Linked DNA regions of Homo sapiens: region 2 is linked to region 1. A link is an interaction called in ENCODE POLR2A ChIA-PET data of the cell type or tissue named here. Cell type or tissue: MCF 10A. All regions are shown on one strand.

What was found. ChIA-PET counts read pairs that join two places held together with the same protein. Peaks named below come from ENCODE experiments on the same cell type or tissue, not always from the same donor. Only the 100,000 strongest peaks of a DNase experiment are listed, where the experiment ranks them.
Region 2: POLR2A ChIA-PET joins it to region 1 with 7 read pairs; 2 of 35 experiments call an interaction of 5 or more read pairs at or near these places.

Annotation. Positions count from the first base shown.
Region 1 is chr6:50,021,331-50,029,330 of GRCh38, reverse strand. It overlaps DEFB110 (defensin beta 110), which reads left to right and starts at 7,337. Exons shown (of 2, transcript NM_001037497.2): 1 at 7,337-7,450. The coding sequence starts at 7,396. In MCF 10A, no CTCF peak of the experiment used is centred here; a DNase peak (open chromatin) is centred at 3,870.
Region 2 is chr6:50,093,462-50,101,461 of GRCh38, reverse strand. It overlaps LOC100505985 (a long non-coding RNA gene), which reads right to left and starts at 7,854. Exons shown (of 2, transcript NR_187616.1): 1 at 7,631-7,854; 2 at 2,179-2,750. In MCF 10A, no CTCF peak of the experiment used is centred here; no DNase peak of the experiment used is centred here.

The DNA.
Region 1 (8,000 bases):
CAGGACTTTCCAAATATGAGATCATATCATCTGCAAACAAGGAGAGGATAATTTGACTTTTTCCTTTCCAATTTGGATGGTCTTTATTTCTTTTTCTTGTCTCATTACTATTTGTATGACTTCAGTACTATGTTGAACAACAGTGGGGAAAATGAGTCTCCTGGTTGTGTTCCCTATCTTAGAGGAAGATTCAGCATGAGAGCTGTAGGTCTGCTGAATATAGCTTTTATTATGTTGAGGTATGTTCCTTGTATACCCAGTTTTTTGAAGGTTGTTATCATGAAAAGATGTTGAATTTTATCAAATGCTTTTTCAGCATCAATTGAAATTATCATATGATTTTTGTCCTTTATTCTGTTTACATGATGTATCACACTCATTGATTCAAGTATGTTAAACCATACTTGCATCCCAGGGATAAATCCCACTTGGTCATGATGAAAGATCTTTTTAACGCATTGTTGAATTCAGTTTGCTGGCATTTTGTTGAGGATTTTTGTATCAATATTCATCAATGATATTGGCCTATAGTTTTCTTTATTTGTTATGTCTTTGTTTGATTTTGGTATCATGCCTCACAAAATGATTAGGAAGTATTCTCTCCTCCTCTATTTTTCATAATAGTTTGAGTAGGATTGGTATTAATTCTTCTTTAAATGTTTTGTAATATTCAGCAATGAAGCCATTGAGTCCTGGGCTTTTCTTTGTTGTGAGACTTTTTATTACGGCTTCAGTCTCATTACTTGTCTGTGGTCTGAATTTCTTCCTGGGTCAATCTTGATAGGTTATATGTGTCTAGAAATTTATTCATTTTTCTAGATTTCCCAATATAATGGCATATAGCTGCTTATAGTAACCACTAATGATCCTTTGAATTTCTACACTACCAATTGCAATGTCTCCATTTTCATCTTTGATTTTATGTGTTTGGGTGTTCTCTCTTTCTTTCTTAGTTTGGCTAAAGAGTTGTCAAATTTTTGTAAACCTTGAAGAAACCAACTCTTTGTTTCATTGATCTTTTGTATTTTATTTCATTTATTTTTCATCTGATCTTTATTGTATCTTCTACTAATTTTGGGTTTGGTTTGCTCTTGCTTTACTAGTTCTTTAAGATACATTGTTAGGTTGTTTATTTGAAGTTTCTCCACCTTTTTGATGTAGGCACTTATAGCGATAAACTTCTCTCTTAGTATTGCTTTTGCTGTATCTCATAGGTTTTGATATGTTGTGTTTTCATTATCATTTATTTCAGGAAAAATTTCAATTTTCTTCTTAATTTCTTCATTGACCCACTGGTCATTCAGGAGCATATTGTTTAATTTCCATGTGTTTGTATAGTTTCCAAAATTCCTCCTGCTGTTGATTTCTAGTTTTATTCCATGGTGGTCAGAGAAGATGCTTGATATAATTTTAATTTTTTGAATGTTTTAAGACTTCTTTTGTGACCTAACATATGGTCTATCCTTGAGAATGATCCATGTGCTTACAAAAAGAATGTGTATTCTGCCTCCATTGGAGGAAATATTCTGTAAATGTCTATTAGATACATTTTGTCTATAGTGCAGATTATATCTGATGTTTATTTGTTGATTTTCTGTCCAAGAGATCTGTCCAATGCTGAATGTGTGGTGTTAAAGTACACAACTATTATTTTACTGGGGCCTATCTCTCCCTTTAGCTCTAATAATTTTTTTTCATATGTGGGGTCTCCAGTTTTGGGTTCATACTTACAATTAATATGTTCTCTTGCTGAATTGACCCCTTTATCCTTATATAATGACCTTCTTTGTCTCTTTATAAAGTTTTGGCCTTGAAATGTATTTTTTCTCATGTAAGTATAGCAATTCTCAGTCTTTTTTGGTTTTCGTTGGCATGGTATATATTTTCCCATCCATTTATTTTTAGTCTATGTGTGTCATTATAGATGAAGTGTGATTCTTGTAGAAAACAGATTATTGGGTCTTGTTTTTTTGTTTGTTTGTTTTTGTTTTTGTTTTGAGACAGAATTTCACTCTTGTTGTCCAGGCTGGAGTGCAGTGGCGCGATCTCAGCTCACTGCAACGGGTTCAAGCGATTCTCCTGCCTTAGCCCCCTGAGTAGCTGGGAATAAGAGCTGGTATCTCAGGCTCGCGCCACCACACCTGGCTAATTTTTTTTAATTTTTAGTAGAGATGGGGTTTCATCATGTTGGCCAGGCTGGTCTCAAACTCCTGACCTCAGGCGATCCCCAAAGTGCAGGGATTATAGGCATGAGCCCATAAGCCACCACGCTCGGCCTGTTTTTTTTTTGTTTGTTTGTTTTTAATCAATTCAGCCACTCTATGTCTTTTGATTGGAGACAAGTAAGTACTTATTCCTGCTATTTTGCTACTTGTTTTCTGGTTGTTTTGTGGTCTTTCCTTTCTTCCTCTCTTCCTTTTAGTGGAGGTGATTTTTTCTGGTGATATGATTTAATTTATTGATTTTTATTTTTGTACATCTGTTATATGGTTTTTGATTTGAGGTTACCATGAGGATTGCAAATACAACCTTATAACTCATTATTTTAAGCTGGTAACAACACTGTTTGCATAAAAAAAAACTAAACAAGCAAAAATAAAATGAATTAAAACTCTACACCCCAACTTCATCCTCCTGCTTTTAAATTTTTGTTATTTCTATTTATATTTTATTGTACTATGTCTTGATGGTCTTAGAAAAGATTTGGAATAATACTCTGGATTACCTAGTAGAGACTCTTCTTCTCTTCTGTTACCTTCTCCCAAACAAATGGAGTATCTCTCTTTTCTGAGCTAACTGTAGCTGGGGATGAGGTGACACAAACACCTCTGCCGCCACCACCACTGGGACTTCACTGGATCAGACCTGAAGCTAGCATAGCACTGGGTCTTACCCAAGGCCCTCTGTAACCACTAGCTGGCTACCACTTATGTTCACTCAAGGTCCTGGGTCTCCACAATCAGCAGATGGTGAAGCCAGTTAGGCTTGTGTCCTTCCCTTCAGGGTGGCAAGTTCCCTAAAGCCCTGATGTGGGGAGGTATCCAGAGGTACCACCTGAGTGCCAGGGACTGGAGTCAAAAACCTTAGACGTCTACCTGATATTCTATTATACTGCAGCTTAGCTGACACTCAAACCCCAATACACAGCTCTTCCCATTCTTCCCTCCCCTTTCAACAGTCAGAGGAGCCTCATCCCATAGGCACTACTACCACAGGCCCACAGGGAATACTAACAGTCTACCATGGATGTTCCTTTAAAGTCCAGGGGCTCTTTAGTCAGGTTGTGGTAAATGCCACCAGGCCTGAGACTCACCTTTAAGGACAGTGCTCTTCCCTCTTTCCAACAGCTTGTCCAGAAATGCAACCCAGGAGCCAAGGCCTAGAATCTGGGACCCCAAGAGCCTACTTGGTTTTCTACCCCTCTGCAGCTAAGCTGGTACCTAAGGTGCAAGACAAAGCACACTTTACCTTTCTCTCTGCTTTTCTTAAGCAGAAGGAGTCTCTCTCCATAGCCATCACTCCTGGGAATGTGCTAAGTCTTACCTGAAGCCAGCATATCTCAGAGTCTCTCCCAAGGCCCTCAGGTAATTTCCATTCAAGGCAGTGGGTTCACTTCCAGCTCAAGGTGTGTCTAGAAATGTCACTCAGGAGCTAGGGCCCGGAAAGGGGGCCTCGTGACTCTGGTTCCCTATCTACTGTGCAAAACAATGACCTCCTTACTCATCTCTCTCCTACCCTCACATGGAAGGAAGTATCTATTGGATCTGTGTGCTATGTAGCCTGGGGTTAGGGGAGAGGTGATGCCAGCATTCTCTTAGCCACCTCAACTGGTGTCTCAATAGGTCTCATGTTCCTCACATTCACTGGCTCTGAGCCCGGTTCAGCACTAGGACTCACATAGGAGTTGCAGTCCTTGTGGCCTAGACTGCCTTTCAAGTTTATTCGGAGCCCAGGGCACTTTAGACTATAGCGGCAAGGCTTGCCAAGAATCAAATTCTACCTTCTGGCTAGGGCTGGTTTCAATACTCCTTCCATGAGTGGGCATCAGCTGGGTTCAACCCAGTTTTGCTTTCTGCTATGTCAGAGCAGCACTGAGTTCAATGCAGTGTCTCACAGTTGCTGTTCTCTCCCTCTCTCAAGCACATGATTCTTTCTCTGCACCACTCAGCTACTGTCAAGGGATGAAAAAAGGGGGTGGTATCTGTGATTTAAGACTGTTTCTCCTACCCTCTTCCAGTGCCTCTTTCAGCATGAAATTAAAACCAGGTGCTGTGAGTGCTCACCTGATTTATTTATGAAGGTGCGTTTTCTTGTTTAGATAATTGTTAAATTGGTGCCCTTGCAGTTGGGGGTGGTAAGGGGACTATAAGTGAAGCCTTCTCTTCCACCATCTTGCTCCAACCTTCCTCAGTTTCTTGATAGTAAGTTTTGAAGTTAGGAAGTGTGAGTCCTCCAACACTGTCCTTTTTCAAGATGATTTCTGCTATTTAGGTTTCTTGCATTTTCATATGCATTCACTGTATCTCATAAGTTTTGGCACATTGTATTTTTGTTATTATTCATACTAAGCATATTCTAATTCATCTTTGGATTTACTTTTGAACCAGTGATTATTTTGGAGTATATTATTTAATTTTCAGTTATCTGTAAATTTTTTTTATTTTTCTTCAGTTACAGATTTTAAATTTATTCCATTGTAGTCAAAGAAGGTACCTTGTATAATTTCAATTTTTAAATATATTGACACTTGTTTTGTGACCTAATATATGACTATCATAGAGAATGTTCCATATTCATTTGAAAATAATGTGTATTTTGCTTTTGATAGATGGAATATTCTACAAGTATCTGTTGGTCTAGTTAGCGTACAAGGTTGCTAAAGTTTTTCTGTTTCCATACTGGTCTGTCTAGTTTTTGCATCCATTATTGAATGTGGGGTATTATTGACCTCAAGTATTATTTTTATTGTCTATCTATCTTTCCTTTCAATTCTGTCATGTATTACTTCTTGCATTTCAGAGCTTTAATGTTAGGTACACAAATATTTGTAATTTCTCTATATTCTTGATGAATTGACCATTTTACTATTATCCAATGTTATTCTTTGTCTCTGGTAACAATTTTTTTCTTAAAGTCTATTTTCTGTTATGTCAGTTTAGTCTCTCCAGTTTTCTTTTGCATAGGATATCTTTGTCCATTCTAATAGCAAAACCAATTGATAAGGGATAAATGCTCTGTATTAGAGATACAGTTATCTTTTTTTTTTCTTTTTAACCTTTGTCAATAGAGTACTTTCTATTCATAGGAATCCTTTCTTAGTCTTCTGTATGTTTTCTGACTGCAACAAGATGAAATCAATTCAAAATCAATTTGAAATCAATAACTGAACTCTTAATTTTAGTGCTCAATAATATTTGTTGAGTTAAGTGTTGCATAGTGATATACTGAAGTGGTCTTCCTCCTATCAACTAATGCTGCATTCTCAATTTTTCTTTTCTTTCCCAGAAAGGAAATAGATAACTCAAGTTCCCCATAATTGATTTAGTCCAAAAGTTGTTATTTTTATTTTATAATATGAAGCATTTGTTGCAAAGGATAACAATTACTAGGTAAATAAGTTCATCTATCTTGATTTTACTTTTCTCACCAGTAATGTGAGTATATTTGATTAGAAACTCTAAGCAGCTTTTAATTCTTTATTAATGTATGCTGCAGATTCTATGACTCTGTGAAACATTTTTCCTAGACATTATAGAATGAATGAGTTAGGTTTCCTAGACTAATATGTGGTCCCTTTCAGCAGCATTAGCATTCAATGATCTTGTTAGAAAAGCAAATTTTAGTCCCTATTCCAGATCTACTAAATCAGAAATGCCGGGGGTGGGACACTGCAATCTGATTTTAGCAAGCTTTCTAAGGGATTCTGATGCAGCTAAAGTTTAGGAACCACTGTCTTAAAAATTAACTATGTGGTAGGAAATAATTGATTAATTGATTTCTTTTTCTTTCTTTTTTTTTTTTTTTTTTTTTTTTGAGAGGAAGTCTCACTCTTTTACCCCAGGCTGGAGTGCAATGGTACAATCTTGGCTCATTGCAACCTCTGCCTCCCAGGTTCAAGTGATTCTCCTGCCTTGGACCCCTGAGTAGCTGGGATTACAGGTGCCTGCCACCATGGCCGGCTAATTTTTGTATTTTTAGTAGAGACGGGGTTGTTTCACCATGTTGGCCAGTCTGATCTAGAACTCCTGACCTCAGGTGATCCACCCGCCTCAGCCTCCCAAAGTGCTGGAATTACAGGTGTGAGCCACCACACCTGGCCAATTGTTTTTCTTTATAGCATCAGCTTCTGAGTACTGGGCAAAACTTCCAGCTCTTTCTCACATATCCAAAATAATAGTTTTTGCAAGCATGCAATTTAGATCAGATATGAAATTTTCAGTTCCATAAACAGAATTAAAACATTGAACCTGAAATTTTGAAATCAGATGACTATAGAAAATTTATGAATCATACAAAGACTTGGCCGGGCATGGTGGCTCATGACTGTAATCCCAGCACTTTGGGAAGCCGAGGCGGGTGGATCATGAGGTCAGGAGTTTGAGACCAGCCTGACCAACATGGTGAAACTCTATCTCTTTTAAAAATACAAAAATTAGTCAGGCGTGGTGGCAGGCACCGGTAATCCCAGCTACTCAGGAGACTGAGGCAGGAGAATCACCTGAACCTGGAAGGCAGAGGTTGCAGTGAGCTGAGATGGTGCTACTGCACTCCAGCCTGGGTGACAGAGCCAGACTCCATCTCAAAAAAAAAAAAAAAAAAAAAAGACATATAGAATATTTCTCACATTTTTAGTGAATCCAGAATTTACTGATTATTTAAATAATTGCATATTATATTAATTGAAATAAAGTTATTTAATCTCCCTGGTTCTCATTGTTTTATCAGCAAAACAAAACTGATCTCAATGGAAACTTTTTCTCTAAAATCTTATGATTCAGGCATTCAACAATTTTATACTAAGGCATTAGAATACTTAATATTACATATAACATAGAATAGAGGAGATGATTACTATAACATTTAGCAATCCAAACACATATCCCCTATAAATAAAATATCTTAAAAACTGTGTTGTTTTCATGAAAGTCTAGTTAAGGTTACACAGCAGGTTTTACTTTTATGAGAAAAATTTAATAATACTTTTTGAGTTCATGTTCTTTGAGGGTGGCACTATTCAACCAAGCATACAAATGTTCTTGCTCTTGATAAGCCTCAGTGGTTAAAAGTACTTCCCAGGAGAATCCACAAATAAAAGGGATCTCTGTTTCCTTATTTCAAAACAACTGACTTGAAAAAGGAGGTCTGTTGCCCCCTTTTTTTAAGAAACTCTCTACCATGAAGATTCAACTTTTTTTCTTTATTCTGCACTTTTGGGTCACAATTTTACCAGGTAATATGCAAATATTTGTGGGGATTTATACTAACAAATTTGAGAAGACATAAGTTGTTTCTTGATAAAAAATATGATAATAACATAGGGATTAAAACATCATTTCACAAAAATGTAATGTGGTATTTTAGATTGGACTCCAGAACAGATAATAAAGACAATAGTGAAAAACAGACAAAAATAACAAGTATGAAAACTGGCAAAATCTGAATAGCTTAGTAAATACTATTACATCAACATTAATTCGTTAATCTTAATTAACATTACCAAGTTTATGCAATATATAACATAAGTGGAAGCTGGCTTCCACCAACTTTGCAACTCTTCTGTGAATCTAAAATAATATCATAACAAAAAGTGATGTGAGACAGAAATGGAGAGAGATTTTACTTTGTTGAAAGTAATGATCAGAGACTTCAGACAGATTGGACTTGAACAATGTATTTGAAGGCAGAAATAATAATTATTGAAATATCGAAGTATCACTAGACCAGTGGTTCTCAGAGAGGAGTGAATTTGTGCTCAAGGGAACATCAGGCAACGTCTAGAG
Region 2 (8,000 bases), 72 kb before region 1:
CTCTCTCTAGTGTTTCTCAAGAGTAAACATGTCTCTGAGGTTCAAATAATGTGTCTCAGGAGCTATCAAAAATCTAAACAAAATTTTATATTTTGGGAGGTTTTAGGTTTTAAAATGATAATCTAGAAAATCTTTACATTTTTGATCATTTTAATGGCCCCTTCATGATTTGCTAGTGCCATGCAATTTCAGTATCCGTATTTTCATTTGTGCTTACAGTCACAAAGAGAAAAAGAATACTTTATCAATGACCTTGGGCTAATGAGAAAAGCATAGAACAGAAAGCATTTAATATGCAAATAATTTCTTACAACAAATGAAGGAGAAATAATATTAAGACACATGATAAGAACTAGAAGTTTTGGTTGTTATTGTTGCTTTTATGTAAATGGAAAGAAAGTAGTGGGAGAATTACATTATCACATAGGATTCAGTGCATGATCTTGTGTGATAGCTGTGTTATATTCATATTGCTGGCAGCAATTGTTTTGCAGAAAAGTGACTTCTTCAGTCATATAAAATAAATTTTCTTGTTTCTATTTTTTCATTTGTAAATTCACTTGCATTTAACATATAAATTTATTTGGCTTTTAGAGTTGTATAATAGTATCCATCATAAAGAATTTGTACCAATTTTATGTTTACACATATTTAATTAAAATAAAATGATTCATGTTAAAATTGAACATCTTTGAGAATTAGTTATTTTTTAATGGGTAAAAATTTTATTCAAGTTTGATGAATACCGCAATATTGTAATATACTCATGATATAAAAAATTAAATGATCTGTGGGGAAAAAAACTTGATATTTTAGCCATCATGAACAGAAAGGGGTCTGTCTAGGTATCATGAAAATAAGTTCAAGATCTCTTGTGTTATATATCAAAGAACATGTAGTAGTTAATATCACAGCATCACCTGAAAGTAATTTCAAACAACACCAAAAATGTCAAGTGAATTAATTCATCATTTTGAAAGACCACATATTTTACAGCAATACTTTTACTTTTAAATTAAAGCATTGCAAAAAATGAATGATAAATGCCATGCTCCTTTCATAGTTCACATTTTTTATATAAGGTTTATTCAGTTTGTAAAATTAAACATAATTGGCCATTTCATATTGACTGAAAGGTACAAAATTATATTTTGCTTCTTAATAATAAAAATGATATTTTCAAAGACTTCTATCAATGTAAATATTCCCTAATTTTCAAGATTTAAATTTGAAGACAGATGACAATAAAGGAGGGAAAAAAGAAGGGAGATAGAAAAACAAGACAGAAGGGGTGAATTTGTAATGCTTGAAGTACTTCATAGCTTCCAATTTCCCTGAAGTTGAAGTGTTTATGTGGCAGCCTAGCTTTCTCTACTATCTCTAGAGAGAGAAGAGCAGAAAGACAGACAATGGTTGATGAGCCTAAACCACAGGTATTTTGCTGTTCTGAATAAAGGTGGTTTGGAAGTTCTCCCCTGAAGCACAGCAAAGCACAGCATGTTCATGGCGGCTTGAATTTTATCTGCTCTGACCCGGATATCTGTAAGTGAAAAGAAGCTAAAGCAATGTATGTGAATGCATCTATCCAGAGAGAGAATGTCAAGGTATTTTTAAAAATAATTCCCCAAGATTTATCTGAATTTCCATGGTCTGTTATCAGTTCTAGTAATTGCTGATTATAAGTTATCTAACATTAAGGCCATATGCCAGAGACAGCTGAAATCTCAGTAGTGAACATAACTATCTAGAAACTAGATTGTGAAGGAAAAGGTCAAACTATATGATGAAAATATGGAATAAAAACACATGGTAGGTAACATTTTTAGGAAAAAGAGAAGCTCACCAAGATATAGAAGTTTATAGGCACAATCTAAGAAAAATAAAGTAAAATGGTTCATGCAACTAAGACATACATGAATTTAAATCACTGGTCTTTTACATTAGCAGCAATATCTTCAAGAACAAGACAAAGTAAACACATTTATGACTAACACTTTTTCAAATTAGCTGTAGAATAAATTATTATTAAATAAGGAAATCATGCTTTTAAATATTAACAAAGTATTTTCAAAATCTTTTCGGTAAATTACATTATTAAAGACCTAATGAGCTCCAAAGTTGTAACCTAAATTCTGGTGTTTATGACTAGAATTTCTTCATAATCACGGAACCATCAACTGTTATTTAGAATTTAGTCTTTTTATTTGTATATAGGTTTTTGAGTACAGTACAGTTTTCTATAGGAGAATTTAATTTGTATATCAAGGTACATTTAGTAGACATTTCCAGCATGTGAGAATTTGTATTTCAGCATATCTGCAGGAGCCAATAAAGATAGAGTATAAATCTCCCAAATCATTCCCTTTAGTCATAGCATATTATAATGTCTTTGGAATTTCAAGGACTAGATTCAATAGAGCAAGTGATTCAGTAGGTAAATTTTTATTTATTTCTATTATTCTCCTTCTCTTCCATCATGGATTATGTTCTCTATATTCCAATTTGAATAATAATCACATTTTAATTTATCTTTCCCTGAACAGCCCGTTTACCCTAACCTCAGTCATGCTAACTGGCTCTCACCCTGCATTGATTAAGAGCTCCCAGAGATAACAGAGTGTGCAGGAGCATGAATAATCTCCTTGCTTCTCAAGTCAATTCTTGTGCATCTCCGCAGTCTGGCAATAACACCCACAATTTGAGTAGTGAGGGGCTAGCTGTGAACTCTCCAATAGCATATGTATGACCTTCTGTTGAAAAAATAAACATAGAAAAAATTAATATTAATATAATGAACTGTTTCCCTAGAAGAAGAAAATACTTGAACATTTTCTACTTCTGCTCCAGCTCTTCACTGGTGACAGAGAACTATGCTTAACAATCAAATTGGGCAATTACCAGCAGATTTACGGCCTAAATCTAATGAAAGTAAAGCTGTTATCAGTGTTAGAAAACTACAGGAAATTGCAAAGAATTGAGGTGTTTTTGATATGCTACCAACTGGGGCTGGCCGGTAATAAAACCTTCATCTCTATACTTCACTGTCACAGTCTTAGCTCAGTTACTCATCATTCCTGTCACTGAAGCAGTCCCCACACTGGTCTCTCTGTCACCAAACTTTTTACTTTCCATCCCTGCTCCATTTTGCTTTTAAAATTATCCCAATTCACAAATCTGATCACATCTTAGTGAGACTCGGAGATGAATTTCCGTTAGAAGTAAGTGTAAGCTTCTTAGTCTGGTAAGAAAGCGACTCCTTTATTTTGTCCCAGCCTGATTTTCCAGGATTATTTCTCAACATAGTCATCCCCCGACAAGCCTCCCTCATAGCATTCACCCTATGCTCTAGATGCTTGCGATAATTTGGCACTCTCACTCATATTTCAGGCTCATGCTGTTCTTCTTAACTGAAGTGTTCTCTTTCCTATCCTGGTCAGTGTAATCACTTAACAAGACTGAGCACAAAGACATTATAATGTGTGTATCAAGTATTGTATTAGAATTATTTGTGTTTTTTTCTAACAGATTCTGAGATCCAGAAAGGTACAGACTTTATGATTTTATTCTCTTACTTTTATTCTTCTACCTCCCTAAATTAAATTTATAAACAAGATTAGTGTCCAAATATTTTTACCTATTTAGCAAGTCAAAACTCTGCAGATGATAAGAAAATTTTTGTTTTGTATTGAGAACATGAGAATAACATAATTAAAATAAATAAAGTTGCTACTCATGTACAAAGGTACACAACACTACTAATTTCTTATTCATAAGTTTTTTTCTCCAGAAATGCATACAATAAAACTGGAACCTATTTTTATGCTAACAATTATGATATTAATTATTTTTAAGAAAGTCAGGCACAATGAAAGGAGGAGAAGTTTGAAAATCAGAAAGCTTTCAGCTCAAATTTTATTTTGCCACACACTAGATATCAGACCTAGAGAAAGTCATGTAACTCCTTGTATATGAAATACGCAAAATGAGGATTAAAATATTTACTTCTCAAGGATGTTTGAAGGATCAACTCAATAAAATTGGGTTAAAGGGTAAGAAATCACCAATATTCTACCGTGTTTATCTACAGATACAGGATAGTTTTCCTTATGGAAGTCACTATTGCCTTGAAACTAACCAATTAACTAGTAAACAAGTCATACGTATAAGAACTATTCTCTATAGCATAGATGCTTAACAATGGTCAGCCTTAGACAGATGATAGATTACAGTGATCGAATGATGTGATGATGATGACTAGAACATGGATTGCTCCTTCAATCTTGAGCATCATTGCTCATCCAATCTGGCAACCAAGGCCTGTGCTTCAACTTTGCTCTGCTTGTGCTTGAGAAATATAGCAAAACTGGCTGGCTGAGTCACAACTTGGGCCCACGGAACTAACTAGTCAATTGGGTTGTTAACCTGCCTCAGGTATGAGAACCAACGGCTGCAAAGCCAGGTGAAAGTCTACATTAAATTCAATCAATTTTGAGACTCTACTATAAGTTGATATTGTTAGCACAGCAAAAAAAAAAAAAAAAAAAAAAAAAAAAAAAGACAAGTCATCTTCAGCCCCTGCCTTTAAAAAGCTTACAGATAGCTGTTACACAAGACAGGCAGTAATGTGCTTAAAATGAAATATAAGAGTGACTCTCAGAGGGTAGGGAGAAAGAGAGAAAGACTTGTTTGACTATTGGGATCAATACACATTTGCAGCCTTTAGGAAGCTTGTGGTTTCTGTATCTATGCCTTGTTATTGGTTGAATTTCTTACATAATTCAAACCATTCATTTAAATGAAATTCTGCACAATTTATGAACATAGTATAACAAAGAAATGTTGCTGATTTTTTTTCTCTCAGTGTCTCTGTCCCTTGAATACTCTCTGCTCTTTTTTTCTCTCTCTCAAAATAACATGTAAATGAACTGCCAGACTTCATTCCAAGTCAGCAAAGTGAGCAGATTTTATGTAATCCCTTGGCTCCTGGAAACTGCTCTATATCCAATAAGTAAAGGAGGCAAATATTTCACCAGTGTGTTATGACTGGTGGTTTGCAGGGTCATTTGGGTGTTTACAAAGTTAGAAAAGTGTATGAGGTGCTAAAGAGCAATTCAACATAAACAACATTATTCCTTAATGACATGATTTTTAAATGTTCCATAAACAATATTATTCTTTGATGACATGGTTTAAAAGTTATTAAAAGATGTTTGAGGTCAATTGTTACATTACTTATGGAAAGTGCCTATAAATATTGAACGAAGAATTTGATTTTTATAAGATTATAAAATGAAGCTATATTTCTATAAACTATCTAGAAAAAAAAACCTCAGGAAAATGAACTTTTCCTTCATTTTTTAACATTCACATCTTAAATGTTTTTTACTTAAGTTTTTAATTTGCAGTATAAAATGCACTGAAGAGAATATTAGCCATTTTCATAATGTGTCTTAAAAATAATTCTCTTTTGAAACTAGGAAAGGAAATCTTTAACCAAATATTCCGTTAGAAATATAGATATACTGAAGAAAAACAATTTGTAGGAAACTTGCCTTTATGCTTCCCTTCACTGTTTAAGTTCAAATTCCAGTCACTCAAATTGCAAAGTTTAATATGAAAATGATGGTAGAAATAGGCTCCAATGAATTTTACTACATTTTCCAGGCACAACCTCATAAGTTTTGTGGTGAGATGTAGTTTTGTTTTGATGATGACACACTTTGTTTTTTATTTAGAAACATGTCTCTTTAACCTACAGTGATATAGTGATACTTTCAAAATGAGCATTTTCAGAACTCATTTCAATTCAATAAATATTGCTCTTCAGATTGTCCCTTAAACGAAAATTGTCTCTTAATGCATAGTTTGAAACAAAACAAAATTTACAAGGAGTTGTTATTTTAAAATCTGTATACAATACACAATTCCTCAAATTTCAATTCTAATTATTTTTTTCTGAAAACCCACAACTTCCTCAAGACCTTGTGAAGATATAATGTATTGCCATTGTGCAATAAATAAGATAATCCAACAGTGAAATAAATTTCAATACAAAGTATGAGGAGTTGATGAAAGCAGAAGACATGAGGAATTTAAAAACAGAAAACTGCTAGACTCCAAGCATAAATATCCAACCATAGAGGCACATGTTTCAAAGCTTTTTAACTTTCCTTATTTAAAGAATTTCTTTACTGGGACACTTTATATTCAGCATTTCTCCCCTTAAAATAGAAAATGAGGAAAGAAGTAAAATATTAAATAGTAAAAGTATTTTAATTGTATAAGGGCTTTGGGTATTGAAAAAAACGAATTTCCTTAAAAATAATTTAAAAAATCTTCAGGATGATTTCTATTTCTACTTGCATTATATTATGTCTATGGGAGAAAAATTACTTCTTTGAACTTGTTTAAAGGAGTAATTGTTTAAACTTTTTAAGTATGTGCAGTTAGAATTTTTTTAGAATTGTTATTAGTATACTGAGCATATCTAATTTCAACAGGGCAAAATGACAAATATTAGTACAGTTTAAAAAGAAAACAAAGAGAAATGGTTCTCACTCATTCTTTATGTGTGTTGTGGATTTTTATATCAGTGTAGTTTGAGCGATATACATGGAACTTTAAAATGTATATTGTTTAGTTTTAAGCAACTAAAAACATTCAGACCTACCATTAGTTTAATGATTATCCTCAGTTTGTAGAAGATTCATTACCCACAGTAAGAAAATATGCTCACGTTTCTGCCTTGGGTTAATATTCCTTACTGGAACTTCAATGTATAGTGAAATAATTGCCTACCCTTCATATTTCAAGATTAAAATCAAATCTGAGGTATCTTTACAATTTGAAAGAAAAATTTCTTATTTCAAACTACAAATGAAGACATGCCGAACTAATAGCAAATTGTTTGCTTTTAACAATGTGTGTGTTGTGTGTGTCTGATATATATATTAATATGTGTGTATCTGATATATAATATATATTAATATATATATGACAAGTATATATATATATATATACACACACACACACAACACACACACACACGGCATGCAGTACACAGGAAACATTGGTGAAGCTTCCAAACTGTAAAATATTGTGAAGAGTTGACTCCTATTGGCTAGAAGCTATAGAATATCATGGCCAAACTGGAAGCTTGACACTAACAGTTTATTTTTTAAAAATTTCAAAATTAGCTAAAATAACAGACACACAAGCATATATTATACCCTGAACAGGGATAATAACCAAATATATGTGTGCAAGATCTAAAGACGGAGAGGAAATTTAGGGTCTATGTTTTTATTTGCTTAAAAGCAAACAATGTACAATTCAAAGTTCCAAAGCATATTTGCACAGACATTGTAATTATTAGCTCACTTTATCTCTGCTGGCTCAAAGTACTTCTCAGCTTTTTAATCACTTCTCTACTGGCACAGCTAATGTGCCTACAAGTTGTCTAGAATTTTAATATTGCTAAATTTAGTGATGCAAGTTGTGATTAAATTGTTGAAACTTGTTTAATGCAAACCCTGATTGAAAAGAATACATGCTTATTTAAGGAAAATGTACAACTTTGCAAAAATTATATAGAGCTATATATAGTCCCACATTTAACAGCTTTACCAACCTGCAAAAAAGTTGGTTCTTGTAGAAAACTGCCAGGCTATGTAGTCTGAAATCTGGAGTCGTAATACCAGAGAGCTGTCAGTCAGCCATCCATCCATCTAATTGGCTTCTTACCATCTTTCCATCATGTTTTTTTTATAACTGGTCGCCTCTGGCTAAAATGCAAATCATGAGGAAGAGCCGTCTAGAAAAAGCTGCTGCTTTCTTAATTATCTGTCAGAATATGGACCAGTGGACCCAGGGCCGCACTGTAGAGTTATGCTAAGCAGCAAGGCATCATGGGAATTGGAGTGACAGCTCATTTTCCTCCTGTGTTTTCTGTGTTCGAATGACAATGCAGAAATATGGGTTTTCCCACACTTTCTCTGAAC